Linked DNA regions of Mus musculus: region 2 is linked to region 1. The links are chromatin loops, found by intact Hi-C in ENCODE. Cell type or tissue: heart. All regions are shown on one strand. Links, peaks and the distances in the headings refer to the core of each region. The heading gives the core; the rest is flanking DNA. Region 1 holds the start of Tradd (TNFRSF1A-associated via death domain). Region 2 overlaps Ces4a (carboxylesterase 4A).

Evidence for each region. Hi-C counts contacts between places; a loop is a spot of excess contacts. Peaks named below come from ENCODE experiments on the same cell type or tissue, not always from the same donor. Only the 100,000 strongest peaks of a DNase experiment are listed, where the experiment ranks them.
Region 2: a loop joins it to region 1, with 2.9 times the contacts of the local background. A loop is called at or near these places in 4 of 42 quality-filtered maps.

Annotation. Positions count from the first base shown.
Region 1 is chr8:105,260,071-105,275,677 of GRCm38, forward strand. It overlaps Tradd (TNFRSF1A-associated via death domain), which reads right to left and starts at 4,524. Exons shown (of 5, transcript NM_001033161.2): 1 at 4,491-4,524; 2 at 452-610. The coding sequence starts at 602. It overlaps Fbxl8 (F-box and leucine-rich repeat protein 8), which reads left to right and starts at 4,578. Exons shown (of 3, transcript NM_015821.2): 1 at 4,578-4,690; 2 at 6,625-7,095; 3 at 7,940-9,256. The coding sequence starts at 6,944. The coding sequence ends at 8,912. It overlaps Hsf4 (heat shock transcription factor 4), which reads left to right and starts at 9,731. Exons shown (of 13, transcript NM_001256042.1): 1 at 9,731-9,926; 2 at 10,477-10,585; 3 at 10,699-10,826; 4 at 10,918-11,042; 5 at 11,304-11,379; 6 at 11,515-11,579; 7 at 12,036-12,138; 8 at 12,390-12,514; 9 at 12,636-12,863; 10 at 14,576-14,681; 11 at 14,778-14,843; 12 at 14,973-15,042; 13 at 15,434-15,607. The coding sequence starts at 9,804. The coding sequence ends at 15,588. In heart, for the core only: no CTCF peak of the experiment used is centred there; DNase peaks (open chromatin) are centred at 4,166, 4,581 and 5,261; H3K4me3 peaks cover 2,516 bases; H3K27ac peaks cover 1,672 bases; H3K27me3 peaks cover 5,509 bases.
Region 2 is chr8:105,133,988-105,141,987 of GRCm38, forward strand. Ces4a (carboxylesterase 4A) reads left to right here. Exons shown (of 14, transcript NM_146213.2): 2 at 3,985-4,186; 3 at 7,950-8,000. Among named protein-coding and RNA genes, the nearest start is that of Ces4a, 6.2 kb to the left of the region's middle. In heart, for the core only: a CTCF peak has its summit at 4,577 (motif pointing right); a DNase peak (open chromatin) is centred at 4,574; H3K27me3 peaks cover 123 bases.

The DNA of each region.
Region 1 (15,607 bases), core at 642-8,641:
AGTCGGCCTACTCTCCCAACCCCCAACGTCAGCCTCTAGTGCTCTCTGCCAAGAAGGGGAACAGAAAGGGTAGGTACTGGGGCAAGGAATGCTGCTGCGGTGAGAGAGGAAGAGAAAACGGAAAAGTGCAATTAGAGGCAAAGAGAACAGGCTGCTCAGAAGTAAAGGCGGCTCTAAAGCAAGGTGGTATTAGAAAAAAAACAGGTGGATCTGGCAGACACAGACAAGTATACAAAAGTCTACACTCGAGGACACATGTGCAATAAGCAAAGGCTCCAGACCCCACACAGCCGGAAGTGCACCCTCTCTCCTCATCCCTCTTCCAACACCTCACCCAATAGTCTTTCTCTTAAAGGTGTCTGAGCCTAAATCCACAAGGCAAAGAAGTGGGCCCTCAATCCCAGCCCCTCCCACAAAGTCCCAGAGTCACTACACCTGCCCAGCCACACACCTGACAGTGCAGTCTGCAGAGCCTTGTATATTGCCACCTTCTTCTTGGGATCCGTGTAGGCTTCAGACAGGATCACCTTGTCTACCGCAGACTCCAAAAACAGGTATGCACTGCCCACCCACTCCTCGTGGCCATTCTGACCGGCTGCCATCTTGCCTCCTAGAGATGCAAAGAGATCATCTCCAGACTTGGAAACAACTCTCCAGTCTCACGTAGTCCAGCAGTCCTTCCCCTGAGTCCCCAGCTTTGGACTCTGCTCCTAGTCCTGCCCAACCCAGACATGAATTCAGGATTGCCCCTCCATTGCCTTTAACAAAAAGTCTAAGGTCACAGTCACAGCAGGACAGTGGGCCCTCAGCCAGTATGTTTCTCTTACTAAAGCTGACAAAAGACATCTTCCTTCTGGATGGTGCTCCTGCTCCAGAACCAACCAGACTCACGTCTTAGCTTTGCCTTCAGCCTAAGTTCCCAAAGCCATTGCAGGTCCTACTGCTCCTCCTATACACGGCTCCACTTAATTGTCCCTGCCTAGATCCAAGTTTGAATGTGAAAGCAAGGCTGGCCAGTCTACATATCCCACTTGCCACTCTTCAGGAGCCAGTCAAAACTTGATATTGGCTCAAACTGGACTAATGACACTCAACTCTGCATTGCTGGGGGACCGTGAAGGAAGAGGCACTAATTTTCCCCTGAGTTCTCTGGCTCCTGCTTAGGAAGAACCTATCTGAGGGAAGGAGGAAGTCTACATGGAAGGAAATAAAGCCAAGAGATGAGGACACACTTTTTTTGTTTTGTTTTGTTCTGTTTTGTTTTTCTGAGACAGGGTCCGTGTCTACGGTGGACATGTCTGGCCTGGCCTGGAACTTACTATGTAAACCAGGTTGGCCTCCAACTCTCAGAGACCTGCATGCTCTGGTTCCCAAGTACTGGGATTAAAAGCATGAGCCACCACACCTGGCAGGACACTCATTTTTTTTTTTTTTTTTTTGGTTTGCCTGCATGGTTTCCTATGTACCACATACGTGTCTGGTACCCAGGAAGGCCAGAAGAGGGCATCAGCTTTCCTGGGACTGGAGTTCCAGATGGTTGTGAGCCGCAGCATGGGTGCTGGGAATCTGACCAGCTTCCTCTGGAAGAGCTGACAGTGCTCTGAACTGTTCCACTGTGGGTTCCATCTCAGGACACACACACTGTTGGGTTTTTGTGGGGGAGGGGGTGTCAAGACAGGGTTTCTCTGTGTACTAGGCCCTGACTGGTCTGGATTCCCTTTACAGGAAGCTGGCCTCTGACTCACAGCGGTCTATCTGCAAGTGCTGCCACGCCCGCCTGAGGACAGGACATGCACTCACGGATCCAGCTATCTCGGACCATCCTTGACTGCTCAGTTATGCGCGCTAAGTCATCCTGCTTTGTGATTGGGCCCGTGTTCTCTTTGGCTATTCCTAAACAAATTCCCTAACTTTCCACATGAGACATGAGGGCCCCTCAACGCCAGGATCACTTCCATCCATCTCCTGTTAAAATCTTGCTTCCAAACCTCTAATAGAGAGTCAAGGTTAAGAAGAAAGCACCTGGGCAGGGCATAGCATAGACCTGGTGGAGGGAAATGATGAACTGTCCATGGCCCTATCTAGGTCTAAGCATGGGGACACGGGGTTTTTGTATGTTTTTGGTTGGTTGGTTTGTTGGGGTGTTTGTTTTCTGAGACAAGGTACCCCTGGCTGCCCTGGATCTCATTCTGTAGACCAGGCTATCCTCAGACTCAAGAGATCCACTGCCTCTTTCTCCCAAGTGCTGGGATTAAAGGCGTGCATCAACACTGCCCAGCTAAGGAACATAGATTTTTGAAACTCCTCTTCCATCAGAAAATTTAATACTAATATACATATATTTACTAAAACAGTCTGAAAATTATTGTCTATCTCTGGGCAGGTTGGGATGGTTTTAATTTTCTTTGTATTAAGCAATATCTCCTACTTTATATATAAGAGACATGTTTCTTATTCGGGAGGCAGAGGCAGGTGGATTTCTAAGTTCGAGGCCAGCCTGGTCTACAGAGTGAGTTCCAGGACAGCCAAAGCTACACAGAGAAACCCTGTCTCAAATAACAAGAATGAAAGAAAGAAAGAGAGAGAGAGAGAGAGAGAGAGAGAGAGAGAGAGAGAGAGAGAGAGAAAGGAAGGAAGGAAGGAAGGAAGGAAGGAAGGAAAGAAAGAAAGAAAGAAAGAAAGAAAGAAAGAAAGAAAGAAAGAAAGAGTCGCTGGGCGGTGGTGGCACACACCTTCTTTAATCCCAGCACTTGGGAGGCAGAGGAAGGTGGGTTTCTGAGTTTGAGGCTAGCCTGGTCTACAGAGTGAGTTCCAGGACAGCCAGGGCTACACAGACAAACCCTGTCTCAAAAAGGAAAAAAAAAAAAAGCAGAGGAGGTGGATTGTAAATGAAATATTCCTTTAATCCCAGTATTCGGGAGGCAGAGGCAGTCAAATCTCTGAGTTTGAGGGGGCAGCCTGGTCTACAGAGTAAGATCCTGGCTCAAAAAGCCAAAAAAGAAAAGGAGAGAACTTGAGGTGATGGCATCCTATCTGTAACCTCAGCCCTCAGGAACCAAGAGCAAGAACACCAGGAAGTTCTACAGGGCAGGGCTCCAGTGACTTCCGTACTTGGGATTGAACCCTGAGCCAGGTGTACGGTAGTTCTCAGCCACTGAGCCCCACCCCAGCCCATAAATGTCTTTAGTAAAAAGTAAGGCAAAAACATCACGATGTAACTCTTCAGCTACCGAGGTATAAAACAAGCAAGGACGTCTAAGAAGTAGCTCGTGATTCATGAAACATCTAGTTCACTTTCCTACCCTTCTATCCCATGGATGTGATCCCATCCCAAGGGGTAGGAGAAGATTTGGAACTGTACTGGTGTGTGTCGGGGTACTATCCACCAGGCCTGTCAGCACAAGTGCGGTAGAGCTGGAGATGGCAGAGTAATCGATATGTAAATTCACTAGTACTGGGCAAATAGGGGAAATAGCCGCCTTGGAGTTCGCGGAGTTGGAGAAGTGAGGTTAATAGAACAGACAAGATGGAGGGAACTGGTTTCTCACTGTCCCCTTAGGAATCCTTCCCTCAGCAGATAAGAGCACTGACTGCTCTTCAGAGGTCCTGAATTCTCAGCATCCACATGATGGCTCACGACCATTTGTAATGGGAACCGATGCCCTCTTCTGGTGCATCTGAATCTCGTGTGTGTGTGTGTGTGTGTGTGTGTGTGTGTGTGTGTGTGTGTGTGTGTGTCTTTTAAAAAAAAAAATTCGTTTCCAAACCGAGTGGTGGTGGTGCACCCCTTTAATCCCAGCACTCAGGAAGCAGAGACAGGCAGATCTCTGTGAGTTCGAGGCCAGCCTGGCACTACAGAGTGCGTTCCAGGACAGCCAGGGGTACACAGAGAAACCCCGTCTCGGAAAACCAAAATGAAAAAAGAATCCTTCTCAGGCCTCCTTCCACCAGGAGGCTTCTACGCTGGGTTCCAGAACAAATGACTCTACCCAGATGTCCGGTCTCATTAACAAATAACAGTCCCCAGGTAGCCCCACTTCTGGCTAGGTGGAAGGGCTTGGCTCCCAACTCAAAGAAAGTTTGAGATTCCCAGACCATCAGAACACGCCCCCTGCTCGGGTGCGCAGTAAGCGACCTGGCCTAGGAAGGTTCCCAGTCTGCCCACTACCCCACCTTCAAACTGGGGGTTCGCGCACGACTGGGCTCAGACAGGAAGAGGGTTCTCAGAACCGTTCCCGGCCAGCCCTGCAGCCATATCCCCTCCTCCGCAGGGCCCTGACACCCACCAGAAACCCTTAGTTGGGACAAAAAACCAGAGAAGGTGGAGGTCCGAAGTCCCTCGTACCTCCCACCAAAACAGTCCGACCGGCCGCTGCCACTAACTGGCCAGCAATCGCGTGTCACCACCGCGCGGTGCTCGCCCTCGGGAAGCCAGATCTCTCGCTTTGCTGGGGCTGCACCGAGGGAGCCCACCCACCCTCCGCACTAACCTGGCCGCCGCACACTCGCCTGGCTCTGCTGCGCGCGGCTTCCGGGTGTGCGCGGAGACGCAGGGGCGGTGCCCTAGCAGAGTCGCCGGGTCCGCCCGCGCGTCCCGCCTTCTCCGCCCAGGGCCTCTCCTTCCTGCCCTAGCTGTCCTCCGTGGCCAGTCCCCTGTCTCCGGGTAAAGCCCACCTAGTCCGCTGAGCAGGTAAGATAACGGACACCCAAGTTTAGATGGCAGGACGAACTGCCCACTGGACATAGCAGTTTGGGGGTTTTGAAGCCGAAAGGGCTTCAGAGTGAGAGCCGCCAAATTTAAGTTAGTTCCTGGGGTTCAATCAGAGGGCATCTCCTGGAGATGAGAATTTTTTCTGGCGCCCCCTAGGAAATCTGGTTTGATGATCTAATCTCTGCTAGTCTTTAACACAGAAAATGGGGTGCTGTGGTTCCAGGACAAGCCTAGCTTGGAGTATCCGGGAACTCTAGTGTATACTTGAGGTAAATTCCACGAGAGACCATACACCTGGAAGACATGGGGAAATGAAACGGCAAGTGTGAACCTTTACAAAAACCTTACAGCACTTTGAAGCAAAACTGGCAGCTTCAGAGAAAACGCAGATTCCGATCCCACCCCTCTCGTAAAAGCCAAGCTCTGGGGTGTGTCTGCAGGGTTCCACCCGAGTCTTTATTAGCTAGCAGGAACCAAGGCTCCGCGAGGGTCAGGGTCCTAACTTGAACAACAGCTCCTCAAGGGTGCCAGAGCGGTCCGGCCCCAGACAGAGCCACAAGCTTTTTACCACAGGTCTGTCACAGAAAGCATGCAGGAAGTCAGTCCGTTACTAGGGGGTGGAGGCAGTGTAAAGGTGACTCCCCTTCTGGGACGCCCATCACTTCCTGATTGGCCTGTGATTTCAGACAAAAAGAAACAAACAAAAAATATTCTCTAAGACTGGTGCCTGATTAGCCCCAACAGTCAGTTTCTAGTGGACAGGATTCCTCAACTTGAAACCTATTTCTCATTTGTTCAACACACGAGAAAGTAGTTTGAAGAGCCAGTGAGGGCCAGGCTTGGTGACACACACCTTTAGTCATAGCTTTCCCAGGCAGAGGCAGGAGGATCTCTGTGAGTTCAAGGCCAGCCTGGTCTACATAGGGAGTTCCAGGCCAGCCAAGGCTAGACAGTGAGACCCTATTTTTTAAAAAAGAAAGAAAAACCAAACCACTGAGGCAGGAGTATTCTCAAGTTCAATACCAGCCAGGGCCACACAGCAGAGATGAGAAAAGAGAAAAAAAAGAGAGGGTAGATAGGAAAGTGTGTGTGTGTGTGTGTGTGCGTGTGTGTATGTATGTGTGTGTGTGTAGGCACAACCACTGGAACTATACCTTTAAGCCTTTAGGGAGATTTACTATTCTGAGCAGAGACTTCTGTTTAAAAAAAAATTTATGTATTTAATGTATGTGAATATACTGTAGCTGTCTTCAGACACACCAGAAGAGGGCATCAGATCCCATTACAGATGGTTGTGAGCCACCATGTGGTTGCTGGGAATTGAACTCAGGACCTCTGAAAGAGCAGTCAGTGCTCTTAACCGCTGAGCCATCTCTCCAGCCCTGCATTTTCTTTTTTAAATTAGCTTAATTTATTTAATGTGTATGGTTTTACACATGCGTCTGTGTAACATGAGCGTGCAGTGCCACAGAGGCTACAAAGTTTTTAGATCTCCTAGACCTATAGCTATAGACAGTTTTTACTGGCTATGGAGGTGCTGGGAACCAAAGTCCTACCTTCTTTGAGGGCAACAAGCGCTCTTAACAGCTGAGCTCTCTCTCCAGTGCCTTGTCTTAAAAACAATTTTTAGATTTACACTTTTTTTTATGTGTATGAGTGTTTGCGTACACTGTACACTATGTGTGTCTCTGGTGCCCACAGAGGCTAGAAGAGGGCATCAAGTCTCCTGAACCTGAAATTAAGGGCAGTTGTGAGCCACATGTGGGGTGCTGGGAACCAAACCTGGGTCCTCTGCAAGTACAGCCAAGGTTTTGTTGTTTGATTGTTTGTTTGTAGCTGCTGAGCCATCCCTCCAGTCCCATTCTTTTGTTGTATGTTTTCTAAACTTTTTGTTTGTTTGTTTGTTTATTCAGGTATGTGTGTGGAAGTGCTCCAATCAGGGTACACATGCATTCTTGGAGATCAGAGGACAACTTTCAGAAGTCAGTTCTTCTGAAAGAGTTCTGACCCCGGGACAGAACTCAGGTCGTCCGTGTTTGGGGCAAATGCCTTTATCTGCTAAGCCATCTCACAGCCTGGGATCTCTGCCTTCTCTACAAACCACATAGCGCTTCCTGGGCTCCCAGTATTACTGTGCACAAGCATCCATCCGCCCCTCTGACCCAGGGGACTCCCTCTTTCACTTTAGTCACAGCAGCTGGGAGCAGCAGGCCCCTCCCCTCCAGCCGCACCATGGGGGAGCTGGTCGACAATCTGCCAGAGGAAGTGTTGGCGCTCATCTTCCGTGACCTGCCTCTCAGGGACCTTGCTGTAGCCACCAGAGTCTGCAGGGCCTGGGCGGCGGCTGCCGCCAACAGCACCGTGTGGTCTGATAAAAGCATCAGGTGAGTTGCTTCCTGTGGCCCACTCATCTTCATCTGTGAAGACAGGCTCATTGGCTGCCTGTTATATACCAATTGGCATTGTCTTTTTATTATTTTTTTTTTCCGAAACAGAGGATTGAACCCAGTGTCTGACATTTGCTAGGCAAGGAGTCTACCACTCACTCTGTCCCAAGTCCCCAACTAGTATCCTAAGTGCCTTACATAAGTTAACTCATTTAATGCTCACAGGAAGATGAGGGGTAGTGGGTCTGGAGTAGTGCCTCCTTTGCACAGACAGGAAATGGAGGCTTATAGACTTAATCACTTGGGTCTGGAGGCCCTGCTCCATCTCCACCGACTACTGAGCATGCCAAGTTCCTTAAATACCCCCCCACACACACACACACACACACTCCTGGAGTGGCGGGGTGGGGGTGGGGGGGCTGCTGGGAGAGGGTTCAACCTCAGGCAGAAACCTCTGAAGTCTTCTAAAGAAATAGGATGGAAATTCCTGTCATAGGCAAGAGGCAAAGTGAAAGGCACATAGAAATGACTCTTCAGTTAAGAGCACTAGCGGCTCTTCTAGAAGACCTGAGTTCGATTCCTGCCTCGCACACAGCAGCTCGAAGCTATGGCTGTAATTTCAGCTCTAGGGATTCCAACACCCCCTTCTGGCCTCCTCAGACACCAGGCACGCCTGTGGTGCACGGACATACATGCAGGTAAAGCAAGAATACACACACACACACACACACACACACACACACACACACACACACAAATCAAAACATTAATTTAAAAAAAAAGTTTCTTTCCTAGTTCATGGTGACACCGCTAATTTCTTTCTATGTCGCTCTAACATAAGTTGTGACTGTGAGCTGGAAGACTTGTTGCCACCATATCTGTCCTCCTGCCTGGACCACATTCACAACCTAAGGCTGGAATATGAGCCATCAAAGAAGCCCAGCCGCGGAACGGCCACCGAGCTGCTGACCGCTCTGGCCAGCCGAGCCCCAAGGCTCCGAGGCCTGCGCTTGGAGTGCCGCGGAGAGAAACCGCTTTTTGATGCGGGCCAGGACATCCTGGGAGCTGTGCACGCAGTCTGCGGAGCTGCTCACCAACTTCGCCACCTCGACCTGCGCCACTTGCCCTACACGCTGGACGACACTCTGGTGCTTAAGGCTGCTGCTGGCTGTCCCGAGCTCCGCAGTCTTTTCCTGGACAACCATGCACTGGTGAACAGCGTGCAGCCCACTTCTGTGCTCAAACTACTGGAGGCCTGTCCTCACTTGCGCGCCCTTGGACTGCACCTTGCTAGTATGTCGCGCGCCGCGCTGGAATTGCTAGCCGCTCCGCATCGCTCCCCTTTTGCACTTCTGGCACTGAGGTGCGCGTGCCCCGAAGATGCTCGTGCTTCCCCTCTGCCTGATGAAGCCTGGGCGACGCTGAGTTGCCGCCATCCTGGGCTGGAGGTGGAGCTGGAGCTGGAGCCTGTGCTTCCAGATGAGGCCGTGACGCGCATCCTGCAACCAGCAGTACCAGTGGCTGTGCTGCGTCTCAACCTCTCCGGTGACACTGTAGGACCCGTGCGCTTCGCAACGCGCCACTACGCTGAAACTTTGCGCGCCCTCGAGGTGCGCGCGTCCGCATCCCCGGAGTTGCACACCGCGCTGGAGGAGCTGGCGGCGCGCTGCGCGGGCTTGAGAGAAATACACTGCTTCTGCGTGGTGAGACCCTCGGTACTGGACGCCTTCCGAGCGCACTGTCCGCGCCTGCGCAGCTATACGCTCAAGCTAAAGCGTGAGCCGCATCCCTGGCGGCCCACACTGGTGCGGTGATTGGGCAATCTAGCCCCCCCAGGGCCGCGCGAACCCCAAGCCTCGGGAAGGCCTAAGCAAGTTGCGCAGGCACGCCCCAGTTGCTAGTCTCTTTAGGGGCTCCGTTGACTAAGGCGCTTTTGGGGAACTGGGGGTCTATGAAAGCATCCAGACCAATCTCAGGCACCATAAATTCAGCGAGCCCTCTCAACCTCTGTGTCTCTGTCTATTCTGGGCCCTCCGTCCCCTCTGTACACTCGCACTAGCTCTAGCTCAGGTCCAGAGCTGGGGGGAGGGCAGGCACAAGTAGGAGCCAAGAGTCAAGGGTGAGTGTAAAGTAAATAAATCCTTTAATATTCCTGCGTCCTGTGATCTCGAGTCAGCTGTGGGGGTGGGGGGCAGGAAATACACAAAGGCTGGAAGGGCAGTCAGGCCCGACATTCAAGGAGACCTCAAGGGCCTTTGTACTGTGACTGTGGGGGATCGGGATCCGGGCACCCTATACCTCGGGAATGACCAGTTTCCTAGCGTCCTCGCAGACCGGGCAAGTCCAACTTCACCCACCGCCCTATCTGCCCGCCCTTACCTAGGCTTCAATGTGTCCACAGATGAACTAGGACTTTCCGAGCCCACCAGATGTTTTCTCCCAAAACAACAGAGAAAGAGAGGCACTCGAGACTCGAACGTGGGCTCACCCACCCACACACCTACGTTTCAGCCAGCCCTTCCTCTCCGCCGGTGGCTGGGCCGCTGTCCGAGCCCCGCCTCTTGGGTTCGCACGCGGCCCCCGCCTGACCCGGCGCCCAGGGGCGGAGTAGGGCGGGGCGGGCGGCAAACGCAGCACTTTCGCGGCTTTGACAAGCCCGCAGCGGCCGGGCTGGAACGCTGAGCCCGGCCGGCCGAGACTGCGCCATGCAGGAAGCGCCAGCTGCGCTGCCCACGGAGCCAGGCCCCAGCCCGGTACCTGCCTTCCTCGGCAAGCTATGGGCGCTGGTAGGCGACCCAGGCACCGACCACCTCATCCGCTGGAGCCCGGTGAGGGCTGGGGCCCCTCAACTCCTTCAGTGGTCCCCGGGATCCCTCCAATGTCGTGAACACCCCTGTCCACCCAGCCCCCGCCTGGGCCTGGGCTGTGAGTACCTCAATTCAGCTGTCCAGAGTGGATCACGGTGGAAGGGGTGTGTGAAGCAAAGATGGGGAGAAGTAAGGGTCCTAGAGCCCACAGAGACCAGGGTAATTCTCACTTTACTTCATCGACTGATGAGAAAACAGGCCAAGAAAAGAGAAGAGCTGGCTCGATCTCCGGCTCAGAGTCACGTAGTGAGTCTGGGACCAGTCTGAGATGGACCCGGGGTGGGTGTGTGCTAATTCTTTCTGAGAACTGCGTGTAGGTCTAGTTAGGGTAGGAATTCTTTTGCGGTTATGGTAGGATAGGCTCTACATGGTACAGACCTGGCCAAGTCCTACCTCCCAATGAGGTACAAATCTGGACCCCCACAGTGAGTATGGCCCAGCCGTGAATGGCACCCACTCACGTTGTCTGGTCCCCACCCGCTTGCGGGTGTTTGTGGTTCGTTCTCGGTAGAGTGGCACCAGCTTCCTCGTAAGTGATCAGAGCCGCTTCGCCAAGGAAGTGCTGCCCCAGTACTTCAAGCACAGCAACATGGCGAGCTTTGTTCGCCAACTCAACATGTGTGAGTCCCTTTGCCAAGCGGGGAGTGGGTTTGGGGGGTCACTAAGTGCAGAGGATGGAGCGATTCACGCTCACACCCCGCCCCGCCCCGCCCTTCCGCACACTGTTCCTTAGATGGTTTTCGGAAGGTGGTGAGCATCGAGCAAGGTGGCCTGCTCAGACCAGAGCGTGACCACGTTGAGTTTCAGCATCCGAGCTTCGTGCGAGGCCGCGAGCAGCTACTGGAGCGCGTGCGCCGCAAGGTGGGACAAACTGCAGAAAAAATGGGAAGGCACCAATGTTGGTACTTCTGGCTCTGCCTTATGTGTCCCGGATGGTGCCTCCTGCCTGCAGGTACCTGCGCTGCGAGGCGATGACAGTCGATGGCGTCCGGAAGACCTGAGCCGACTGCTGGGAGAGGTGCAAGCTTTGAGAGGAGTGCAGGAGAGCACGGAGGCACGGCTGCAGGAACTCAGGCAGTGCGGGACAGGGAAGGAAGGGTGGAGTTAGGGGTGAGAGGCTCACTGGCCACCTAGGGGTTCTGGGCAGCTCCTTCCGCTCTTTGGTTGGAGCCTCCATGAAGACAATGGGTCCAACTCTGAAACTTTAGTCTTATAAGATGAGTATCCCCTCTGCTGGCAACAGAGTCTGGACCTCTCCATTCTGAGGGGGAGGCGGTGGGGGGGAATTGTACCTGGGCGAACTCAGATGCTTCAGCATCCTCCTCCCGCTTTCCCCAGGCAGAACGAGATCTTGTGGCGAGAGGTGGTAACTTTGCGGCAGAGCCACAGTCAGCAGCACCGGGTCATCGGCAAGGTGTTCCTCTGCCCCAACTTCTTATCCTCCCCACTCATGGCTACCCCACACCTCCACCCCTTCCCATTAGACCAGGAATTGCCTTTCTAGGGTGAAAGGCCTGGGCTGAAGTATAAATTAGCCCTTTCTTTTCAGCTAATCCAGTGCCTGTTTGGGCCACTTCAGACAGGGCCCAGCAGTACAGGAGCCAAGAGAAAACTGTGAGTAAGAAAGTCTGTGGTGTTGACACCTGCATCCCCACCGCCAGAACTCCCTTCCCTGACAGGGACCCACATCCAAAGACCCTCCAGGAATCTTCAATCCTCTAACCAGGACTCCCTGCTCCCTTCCTATCCCTGAACTCAACCATCCATTAGGCCACTATCTCCCCCCCACCCTTCCCTCCAGGATCTTTTTCTCAAATTCCTAGGCCCCAAGTAGGCATCCCTGGTTTGGGTCTCACACTAAGCTCCCTCCCTTCCCTCACAACCCCCAAAAGGGCCCCCCATCTCTCAGGGAGCCCCTTCCACTCCAGCATGTGACTGATGCCCTGGCAACGGGGCCTCAGCTCTGCTGACTTGGCTGCTGGGGCCTGAGGGAGGGAGAGAGAGGGAGAGGGAGAGGGAGGGAGGTGCAGGCTGAGGGGCATGGAGGCCTAACCTGCCGACCCTGCACAGGTCCCTAATGCTAGATGAGGGGAGCGCCTGTTCAGCATCTGCCAAATTCAATGCCTGCCCTGTGTCTGGTGCTCTCCTCCAGGACCCCTACTTTATCCAGTCGGTAGGTGCTGTTTCCCATCTACCTCCTCTTCCTGGGGCGCAGATAGAATTGTGAGGAAGCTGTTTCTTCTCCCTATCCCCACCCCCACCCCCAAAGATGGAAGCCAACACTCGACCACCCAGACCTAGGCCCCCCAGCACAGATCATTTTCAAACCTTGATCCTTAGACCCAGTCCCGGTGGATGGTGGATGCTGGTTGGGCTCTTCCTATAGTTAGGGGTCAAGAGCTGGGCCTAGCCTTCTCCTTGCAGCCCCTCCCAGAGACCACGTTGGGCCTCAGCCCTCACAGGGCCAGAGGGCCCATCATCTCTGACATCCCAGAAGATTCTCCATCTCCTGAAGGACACAGGCTTTCTCCCTCCGGTGGTTGCAGGAGGTACGGAGGACTGGGGGGCTGCCTTCTGGGGGTGCTATGGGAAAGGGCCTGCAGCCCACAAGCCTGTGGAGGTGGGGGACAGTCAGTGTCGGGGTCTGGTTGAAGCTTTTCTCTGGTGCAGGGTGAAGGGCCTGGCACTGCTCAAAGAAGAGCCGGCCAGTCCAGGGGGGGATGGCGAGGCCGGGCTGGCCCTGGCCCCAAACGAGTGTGACTTCTGCGTGACAGCACCCCCACCGCTGCCCGTGGCTGTGGTGCAGGCCATCCTGGAAGGGAAAGGGAGCTACAGCCCTGAGGGGCCCAGGAGTGTACAACAGCCTGAACCAAGGGGCCCCAGGGAGGTACCTGACAGGTGAGCAGAGCCAATTGATGGTTTATAGATAGATCCATATATACTGGCCAAAGAAAAGGCAGTGCTTTATGGTCCTGAGGCAGCTAAGGGAGGATACTGGGCATCAGACTCTCACGACCCTGACTTCTCAGGGTATTCTCCAAAGACTATCAACATCATTTAGAAAATGGAAACTCCCAGTCAAGTCACTAAGCATCCTGAGGTAGGACTCTGGAATTTACATTTAAAATTAGTTCACTGGGATGAATAAATATAGATAGATAGATAGATAGATAGATAGATAGATAGATAGATGATAGACAGATGATAGATAAATAGACAGACAGACAGACAGACAGACAGATAGATAGTGAGATAGTGAGATATATAATATATACACTTAAGAACCAGTTATAGCTGGTCTTGGTGGTACGGGATGTCAATCCAACTACTTGGGAGACTGAGGCAGGAGTATCGAAAGTTCAAGGCCTGCTTGGGCTACAGTGTGAGCTCAAGACTAATGCTGGTAACTTAGTAAGACTCTGTCTAAGTATAAAAGAAGATCTGGCAGGATGGTTCATCAGGTAAAGTGCTTGTCACAAAAGTCTCTTGACCTGAGTTCAACCCCTAAAGCCCATGTAAAGTGGAGGGAAGCAACTTCATGAAACCATCCTCTGGCCTCTCCACATCCCCCACACCCCAGACACATAATACACACACAGTGATAATAAACATAGATCAGCCGGGCATGGTGGCACATGCCTTTAATCCCAGCACTCGGGAGGCAGAGGCAGGCAGATTTCTGAGTTCGAGGACAGCCTGGTCTACAAAGTGAGTTCCAGGACAGCCAGGGCTACACACAGAAACCCTGTTTTGAAAAACAAAAAATAAAAAATTAAAATAAAAAAAAATAAAAATAGATAAGTAAGCTGGGTGGTGGTGGTGTGTGCCTTTGATCCCAGCACTCAGGGGGCAGAGACAGGTGGACCTCAGAGTTTGAGGCAAGCCTGGTCTACAGAATGAGTTCCAGCACAGCTAAAGCTACATAGAGAAACCCTTTCTCAAAAAGCCAAAAAATAAAATAAGATTAAAATAACAATAAATTAATTAAAAACAAAGAGGAAGGGTGGCTGGCTTGGGGACATAACTTAGTCAGAGTATGGGCCTAACATGATCAAGATCTAAATTCAAACTCCAAGACTGGAACACAAACAAACACATAAACAGTATTCACGCTTATATAAGAAGGGGGGCATTTCCAAAGATCTCAGGTCTAGGCTAGGAAGCAAAGGCAATGTCAAGGTAACTGCTTAGACTCTGGGTATGGTGATACCACCCTGCTATAATGCGGGCTCTAGGGAGGAGGTGGTGGTCCAAGAGTTCAGAAATTCAAGATCACACTTAGCTTAGTAAATGTGCCTGTCCTAAGCTACATGAGACCCTGTGTCAAACAGTAGTAAAGATGCCCCTTTAGCACTCAGTGGGTTAAGACAAGAGCATTGCTGTAAGTTTGAGGCCAGCCAGGACTATACAGCAAGACATTGTCTTTCTCCTTCCTCTGAGAGATTTTTAAAAAGGAAAACAAAATCTCCCTTATTAGGGAGAGGACTGAAGGAAAGCACCATCCCCTAGCATGTTCTAGTTGTTGGAGCAATTTAAATCGGATGATACACGTTCCTTAGGAGCTAATAGTAGGTTGGTATTATAGACCAATAGCAGTTCTTTATGCACAGGGGAACTCTGGGCCTGGATCGGGGTAACCGGAGCCCAGAGAGTCTGCTACCCCCAATGCTGCTTCGGCCTGCCCCTGAAACTCTGGAGCCCGTGGCACCTGTGGATGTGAGTATCTCTTTGCCTGGGGTAGGACATGAGACACATGAGGCTGAGCCCTCTTGTGCAGACTTTGAAGGCACCACTCACCCGAGCTCTTCCCAGGTGCTCGGCCCTAGCCTGCATGGACGAGAATGGACCTTGATGGATCTGGACATGGAGTTGTCTCTGGTAAGAAGGGAGTGGGAAGGGCCACACCCTTGGGTTCACGGCTGAAGGACTGCCCCCAGGGATCCCTCAGCTCTCTGCCTCAGCTTCTGGGCTTCCTTCTCAGCCGCTTCATGGGATTCTCCCATGCAGATGCAGCCCTTGGCACCAGAGACGGATGAAGCAGAGCTGACGGTCAAGGAGTTGAATTCTTCTGGTGTAGGTAATGGTGGTGGGGACTCCTGGGTAGAAGCCATCACGGTCTGAATTACCATGATTTGGTGGGCTTGGCAGCTTGAGTTGGGGGGGGGACCCTAAATTCAGGCTTCCCTGAAGTGACTTCTAGAATCACCCACACTATTTATTATTGTGTGAGAAGGGTAAGGTCAAGAATGATGTTTTAAGCTAGATATTGTAGTGCACGCTTGTCATCCCAACACTTGGGAGTCTGAGATAGGAAAATCAAGGACTCAAGGACAGCCTAGGCTATGCAACAAGACCCTGCCTTGAAAATCGATGTGTGTATGGGTGATGCTACACCCTAACTGAAGGGGGCTCTCCTCCTGAAGAAAGGGAGAGGGTCCCTTAGCCTAAGCACATCCTACTGGTCCTAGGGAAAGACCACACACTGGGAACTCCACTCATGCTAGATGTCCAGGCGGATTTGGAGGGTGCAGCCCTGTCTGTGCCTGGGGCTTTAACCCTGTACAACGTCACCGAGAGCAACGCCTCCTACTTGGATCCTGGAGCCAGTCCCTCCTCTCCCTGAGATCTGCATCCCTCTGAAA
Region 2 (8,000 bases), core at 1-8,000, 130 kb before region 1:
TCACTAAATCAAAGCACGTGAATATTTTATAACTCCCTATATGCTTTGCCAAGTTGTTTTTCCAAGGCATTGTGTTAATTTGTCCTCCACCCATGCTATTTGTGAATGTCCTTTTCACTGTGTCATCTCCAGAACTGGGTGCTGTCATTCATTAACTTTTCAGGTGCCATCTGTAATTCTAGGCCTTGATAGTACTTTATGGATCCTAGTAAGGTATGGATACTAGTATTGGTGATTTAAAAAGAATTTTTAGGGGGCTGAAGAGATGGCTCAGTGGTTAAGAGCACTGACTGGGGGCTGGAGAGATGGCTCAGTGGGGAAGAGCACCAACTGTTCTTCCAGAGGTCCTGAGTTCAATTCCCAGCAACCACATGGTGGCTCACAACCATCTGTAATGGGATCTGATGTCCTCTTCGAGTGTGTCTGAAGACAGCTACAGTGTACTCACATACATAAAATAAATAAATAAATCTAAAAAAAAAAAAAAAAAAAAGAGCACTGACTGTCCTTCTGAAGGTCCTGAGTTCAAATCTCCGCAACTACACAGTGGCTCACAACCATCTGTAATGAGATCTGATGCCCTCTTTTGGTGTGTCTGATGACTGCTACAATGTACTTAGATATAATAATAAATAAAATCTTTATAATAAAAAGAATTTTTAGTTAAAAAATTTAATTGTGTGTGTGTGTATGTGTGTGTGTGTGTGTGTGTGTGTGTGTGTGTGTGTGTGTGTGTGTATGTGTGTGTGTTCAAGAGTATGGGTGTTTCCACAGAGGCCAGAGGCACCTCATCTCTTGGAGTTATGCTTAAAGGTGATTATCAGCCACGTTGAATAGATGCTGGGAACAGAACTCAGGTCCCTCTGCAAGAATGATGAGTGTTCTTGTTCACTGAGCCATCTCTCCAGCCCCAGTAATATTGATTTTTATTTTGTATGGCTGTGAGTATTTTATTTTTATTTTTTCCCCAAACAAGGTCTTACTCTCTAGCCTAGTGTAAAGTTTGTGTGTTTGTGTTTGTGTCTGTGTGTGTGTGAGAGAGAGACAGAGACAGAGACAGAGACAGAGACAGAGACAGAGACAGACAGATAGACAGACAGACAGAGTAAGAGAGAGAAAATGAGGGGGGAGCATACTAGTGTATGTAAATGCAGGCTCAGAGAACAATCTTTCATTCTCACCATACCTCTTGTTTGACACAGGGTCTCTTTGTTGTTTCCCATCCCCGGCTGGGTATGCCAGTCTAGCTGGCCCGAGAGATTGCAATGACTCTCCTCTTTCCACTACCCGTCTCCCTGTAAGAGCAGAGTGATTAGACACTTACGCCATGCATTCAGCTTCTATGTGGGCTCTAAGGAATAAAACCCAGGTCCTCACACTCACACAGAAAATGTTTCTATCCACTGAACCATCTCTCCAGCCTTGAACTCCCAGCCTTGAACTAGTGATACCCATTCCTCTGCATGCCAAGTGCTGGATTACAGGTGTGCCACCACAGCTGGTTTAGAATATTGTTTTCGGGGCTGGTGAGATGGCTCAGTGGGTAAGAGCACCCGACTGCTCTTCCGAAGGTCCAGAGTTCAAATCCCAGCAACCACATGGTGGCTCACAACCATCCGTAACGAGATCTGACGCCCTCTTCTGGTGTGTCTGAAGACAGCTACAGCAGTGTACTTACATGTAATGAATAAATAAATTAAAAAAAAAAAAGAAAGAAATAATAGAATATTGTTTTCATACGTGCTTCTGAGCTCCCTCTGGGTAACAGAGCCGACACTGGACTCGCCATGCCACTCCTCAGCAACGGTTTAGAACTCTTTCACATGGTTGTGACTGGCTCCCTGGAGATCAGGGAATCGACTGACTCCATGATTTACACCAGTCACGAGACATTCTATATGTGACGTGAGCCTTTGAGCTTATTTCTGTCTGTAGAAGAATTTGTAGGAGATGGTACACACCTATAAGCCCAGCACTTATGAGCCTGAGGCAGGAGGATCACAAGGGTTGTTTCATGAGTGCATGCATGTGTGTGTGTGGTGAGCACATGAATACAGGTATGCCCATGCAAGCAGAAGCCAGCGGACAGTGTTAGATGTCCTGTTCTATCATTTTCTGCCTTCTTCCTTTAAGACAAGGTCTCTCGCTGAACCTAAAGCTTGCCATCTTTTGGCAAGGCCAGCTGGCCATCGATCCCCAGCAAGGATTATGAGTTGGAGTTCCGTTTGGGCTACAATAAATAGCAAGACTTTGTCTCAGAATCAAAAATAAAAGCAAGAGTCCAAGCATGGTGGTACATCCCTTTAATCCTGACCCTTGTGAGGCAGAGGGCCTAGGAATTCGGTTTAGATGGATGTTTTTAAGACATGACCCCTTGAAGTCTAAATGGCCTTGAACTCATGTAGCCAAGGATGATCTTGAACTCATGATCTTCCTGCCTCGGCCTCCCAAGAGCTATGATGTCAGGTGTGTGTGTGCTGCCTTGTCTGGCTTGGGGATTTATATTTGACATCAATTCCTAAATGATTCTGAACCATGGCTAGGATGAGTAATAACTTGGGTCATATTTGCATTCTGTCCATTTACTGAATGAGTTCCAAGGAACAGGAACAAAGAGCGATTCTGTTTTGATAAGCAGGGAGAGGGAGAAACCGACAAGGGCACTTAGAAAGGGACAATGAGTGTGAGGCCTCAGCGACACTTGGCAGTCCAAGTGGGGCAGGAGAAGACCCTAGAAGACCCAAAGGGTGCATTTCAATTAGCCTATCTCGTATCTATTCCAAAAGCTGTCTAAAGTTTGAGTATGCTTGCAGTGTGTGTGTGTGTGTGTGTGTGTGTGTGTGTAAAATAAGTGCACTTGCTGCATAAGGACCAATATTTCAGACCTCCAGAAACAATGTTAAAAAAAAAAACCTGCCTGCCTGCCTGCAACCCCACCTCATGGGAGGCAGAAACAGGGAATCTCTGGACCAAGATGTCTAAGCAGACTAAACAAAATGATGGCAAGCTCTGGGCTGGACAACAGATCCTGTCTCAGTACATAAGGGAGAAAACAATCAACTAAGACACCTGATGTCAACCTCGAGTCTCTATATGCACAAGCACACATGTGCACCTGCGCACACACATGCACTTACACACAACTCACACACACACACACACACACACACACACACACACACACACACACATTAAAACGTAGTTGACTGAGGGCCAGAGAGCTGGCTCAGCAGCTAAGAGCACTGGCTGCTCTTGCAAAAAAAAAGCCAGATTCTATTCCCAGCACCAACATGGCAGCCTACGGTTGTCTGTAGTTCCAGCTCTAGAGGACCCAACACCCTATTCTGCATATGGTACACTGATGTACATACATGCAAAACACTCATAAACATAGGATTTTGTAATAGTTAAAAAATAATAATTGATCCGGGCGTGGTGGCGCACACCTTTAATCCCAGCACTTGGGAGGCAGAGGCAGGCGGATTTCTGAGTTCGAGGCCAGCCTGGTCTACAAAGTGAGTTCCAGGACAGCCAGGGCTATACAGAGAAACCCTGTCTCAGATGATAATAATAATAATAATAATAATAATAATAATAAATTTGTTGATATATGTGTGTATTTGTATATGTATATGATGTATGTATATGTTTATTTTATGTGTATTGAATGTGCATATGTGAGTGGAGGTGGGTGCATGTGCATTGTATGTGTATGTGTATATGTACCAATATAAAGCAAGCAGCAGCAGCTACCCGAGTCTGGTGGCACTCTTTTGCAATTCCAGCATTTGGGAGACTGGGTTAGAAGAATGATGAGTTCAGAACCAGCCTGAGTTATGTAGTGAGACTCTGGAGAGAGACGGGGGAAGAGCAGAAAGAGAGGAGAACGGAGGAGAGAATGGATTCCATGGCAGATGTACCAGAATCCCATCCATGGTTGAGAAGCATAAGAAGACAGAGTGACAGTCCCTCTTCTCTTCCCAGGTGCTTTGCACACCAAGGAACCTCTCCTGATCACCAAACACGGGATCCTCCAAGGAAAGCAAGTGCATGTGGGAGACACACCCATCCAAGTCTTCCTGGGGATCCCCTTCTCTAAACCTCCGGTGGGCACCCGCAGGTTTGCTCCTCCAGAGCCCCCGCTACCCTGGAACGGCATCAGAGATGCCACCACCTACCCACCTTCGTAAGTGCCAGAGGACTGTGGGCTGGTAGCTGAGCAAGCCTGAAAGGTAGAGCGGACCAGTGCCTAGAGTATCTCACTAGAAACACCCTGTGACTATAGCAAACCTGGAACCTATTCTTGGCTTCGGTTTCCAAACCTCTGCGCTGAGATTAGACCAAATGGCGTTTAATCTACGATTAATGGAATGATCGTAGTGTTCAAGTTCAAGTGAGGGAAATCTAGACAAGCGAGATGTGGTAACTGGCTATGCCACAGGACCTTCTGGGAAGCTGAATTTCCCAAATGTACCCCACCACCAGTTCTCATCCACAACCCACATCTATGGATGATGGATGAGGGACGGGCTCCAGCTTCGTAACAAACCCACATGGTACTACCAGACACTCCCTGCAGAGGGCGCTCCAAGGTGAGCACTTCAAGGGCTATTTCAGCTTTGACATTCCATTGTCTTGCTACTGCCTCCAGCCTTCACATAGCAAGACTTGAACAAGGATTGCCCTTTCCGTAGGCTTGGCAGTTCAGCCAAAACAAATATATTTACTGTTTATTCAGGCTACTGAATAATCAGCTGTCCAGAACATTGTGTGGCAATCATTAGCAATGTTCAGTATCAGTGGGTTAAAGCACAGGGTTTAGAATCTGAGTGTCAGGTGGTATTTTAAAAAGAAAAAAGTCCTATAACTTCCACTTCAATGCCTATTTTTAGGAAGAGTTCCACTTTTAGGACATGATCAACTAGAGAACAAGGGTGGTTTTGCTTTATGCCAACCATGGGTGAGGTACAGGCTCAATTTCAAGCAATATATACTGGGGCTTGAATATATAGTATATAGTATATAGTGTATAGTATATAGTATATAGTATATAGTATATAGTATATAGTATATAGTGTATAGTGTATAGTGTATAGTGTATAGTGTATAGTGTATAGTATATAGTATATAGTATATAGTATATAGTATATAGTATATAGTATATAGTATATAGTATATAGTATATAGTATATAGTATATAGTATATAGTATATAGTATATAGTATATGTTGTGTGCTATATGTTATGTGTTGTATGTTGTGTGTTATATATTTTATGTTGTGTATTATATTACACATATACATAAAATAATATATATTATATATTATATATATATAATATATATATTATACTATGAATATAATACATGTTATACACATAAACTCAAGCCCCAGGCATTCTGATCCTCCTCTAGCTATTGTTTGGAATCCCCGTCATCAGAACATGGAGTTACCATTGTTTGGAACTTGAAGATTGGGGTTTGGAAGTGAGGGTGCCCAGGTGCCCATTGTATACACTTTTGGGTGTCAGTCATTGAAACTCACTACAAACTGTCAGAACAAGGGATGTTTGTATCTTGGAGATCAAAGACAGAGCTATGGAGCCAGGCACAATGGCACATGCCTGTTATACTAGCACTTGAGAGGTAGAGGCAGAAGAGTTAAGAGTTCAAGGCCAATCCTAGATTATAGAAGACCCTGTCTAGAAATGGAGGGAGGGAAGGAGGGAGGGAGGAAGATAGATAGATGATAGATAGATAGATAGATAGATAGATAGATAGATAGATAGATAGATATGCTGCTTGCTGGTGACCTTTGAAGAGGCCAGGTAAGGTAGAAGGAGGACAATTGATTGAAGTTTATCCTGGGAGCTGGGGAGATGGGCTTAGTAAGTGCAGCACTTGGGTTACAAGTATGAGATCCTAAGTTCAAGGCCCAGAATGCACATAAAAAACCAAGAGCCATGGCAAGAATTTGGAGAGACAGACGCAAGAGGGTCCCTGGGGCTCACCAGCCAGTCAGCCTCATCTACTCAGCAATATCCAAGTAGTTGAGAGACCCTGCCTTAAAAAAACAAAAACAAAAAACAAGATGGACAGGCCCCCATGAAGAATGATGCCGAGGACTTTTTTTTCTGACCTCTGCATGTTTGCGCTGATCTACACACATGCACCTGCACACACAAGCTCCTTGGAAGAGAACTAGGAGTGCTGCTGACATAGGTGAGTGGGAGACACTAGGTTGGGACGAGGTAGGTTGAAGTGTTGTGGGAAGAACACAGGAAAGAGGGAAGGACACAAGAGAACTAACAGGGATAACAGACAGACACGTATTCCTGCACTCAATCAAGGAAGGCCAGCCCCAGACTGGTAAGAATATTCATTCCAGAGGCTAGGCGAGCAATGGGGAGTGGAGAGGAGGTGGTCATATAGCCCACACTCTTCAAACACCTTAAAATCCACATATCACCCTTACTGAGTGCTAGAACACACTGCCATCCTGCTTGCCAGGAGTGGTTGAATCGTGCAGGAGAAAAAACAGATAATTGAAATAATAATTCAACCAGCATTGTAGTCAAGAGTAGAGAAAGGTTTGTAGGACACAGAGGAGAGTGCCCATAAGAGGGGGTACCATTGGAGCTGGCCTGAAACAGACATGGAAGTGTGCATGCTGGGCAAGGATGAAAGCATTTGGCAGAAGGCACAGAGGCACAAGGGTTTGGAAATCACAGGAAAGCAGCCATGCCTATCAGAAACAAAGGTGGCTGGTAAGACCGGGTGGGAAGGAAGAGCTAAGTCATACTGAGGGTGTCTGGGTTCTTTTCTCTGAGGGCAGTGGGGAGCAGGTCTTCGCTGTAGTTCAGACTATTCTGGAATCCACTACACAGCCCAGAATACCCTTGATTACGGTGTCAGCCACTGTGTCCCACAGAGAGGGTTTTAAGAAGGGCGGTGCAGTAGTCTCCTCTGGGTTGCGTTTTGCTTTGTTTTTAATCGCTTTTATCAGTGTCCTCCAGAGTAAGGTGAGCACGTTGGGGGACTGAGAAGAGCTTGAGGCTGTGTGTGTCCAGACCATAGATTTGTTAGTCTTGGCAGGACAACGGCTCTATTTTTGGAGTGGGAAAATAGAATCTCCTTAGTCTGCTTAGGAGATAACAGTCTGGAAGGGTGGGGCATGAAGACAGAGAGGTACCCAGGGCTTCAAGTTTTGGCCTTTACTTCATCAAGAGTCTCCAACAAAGACTACCCAGGCTAAGGGGTCAACAATGAGACCGTGGTAGAAGGAAAGATAGACCCTGGGGAGCCCTGCCTGCCTTGGGGTCCTGGACCTGACCACTGGTTAAAAAATAAATAAAAAGGAAGGAAGGAAGGAAGGAAGGAAGGAAGGAAGGGAAGAAAAGAGAAAACAAGAAAAGAAGGAAGACGAAAAGGAAAAAGAGGGCTGGAGAGATGGCTCAGTGGGTAAGAACACTGACTGCTCTTCCAAAGGTCCTGAGTTCAAATCCCAGCAACAACATGGCTCACAACCACCCATGATGAGACAACACCCTCTTCTGGTGTATCTGAAGTCAGCTACAATGTACTGACTTTAATGTATTTATTTAATAATAAATAAATCTTTGAGCCAGAGCAAGCAAGGACTAAGCGAATGGGGACAGCCTGAGCGAGCAGGGGTTCTAAAAATTCAATTCCCAGTAACCACATGAAGGCTCACAGCCATCTGTACAGCTGCAATGTAGTCATATACATAAAACAAATAAATAAATAAATCTTTAAAAAAAAAAAAAGGAAAAAGAAAAAGAAAGCATCAGCAGAAAGCCCCCAGTAGGCATGCGCACGTGCACGGAGCCTGCCAGGCTTGCCTTTGTCTTAGGTTCTCGCCCATCACTGCTGATCCCGGGATTGAAATCATCTTCTTCATTACCAATCCAAATTCATTGCGTGCCCACAGGTGCCTTCAGGAATCCTGGGGACAGATATTATCCATGTACCTTAACACTCG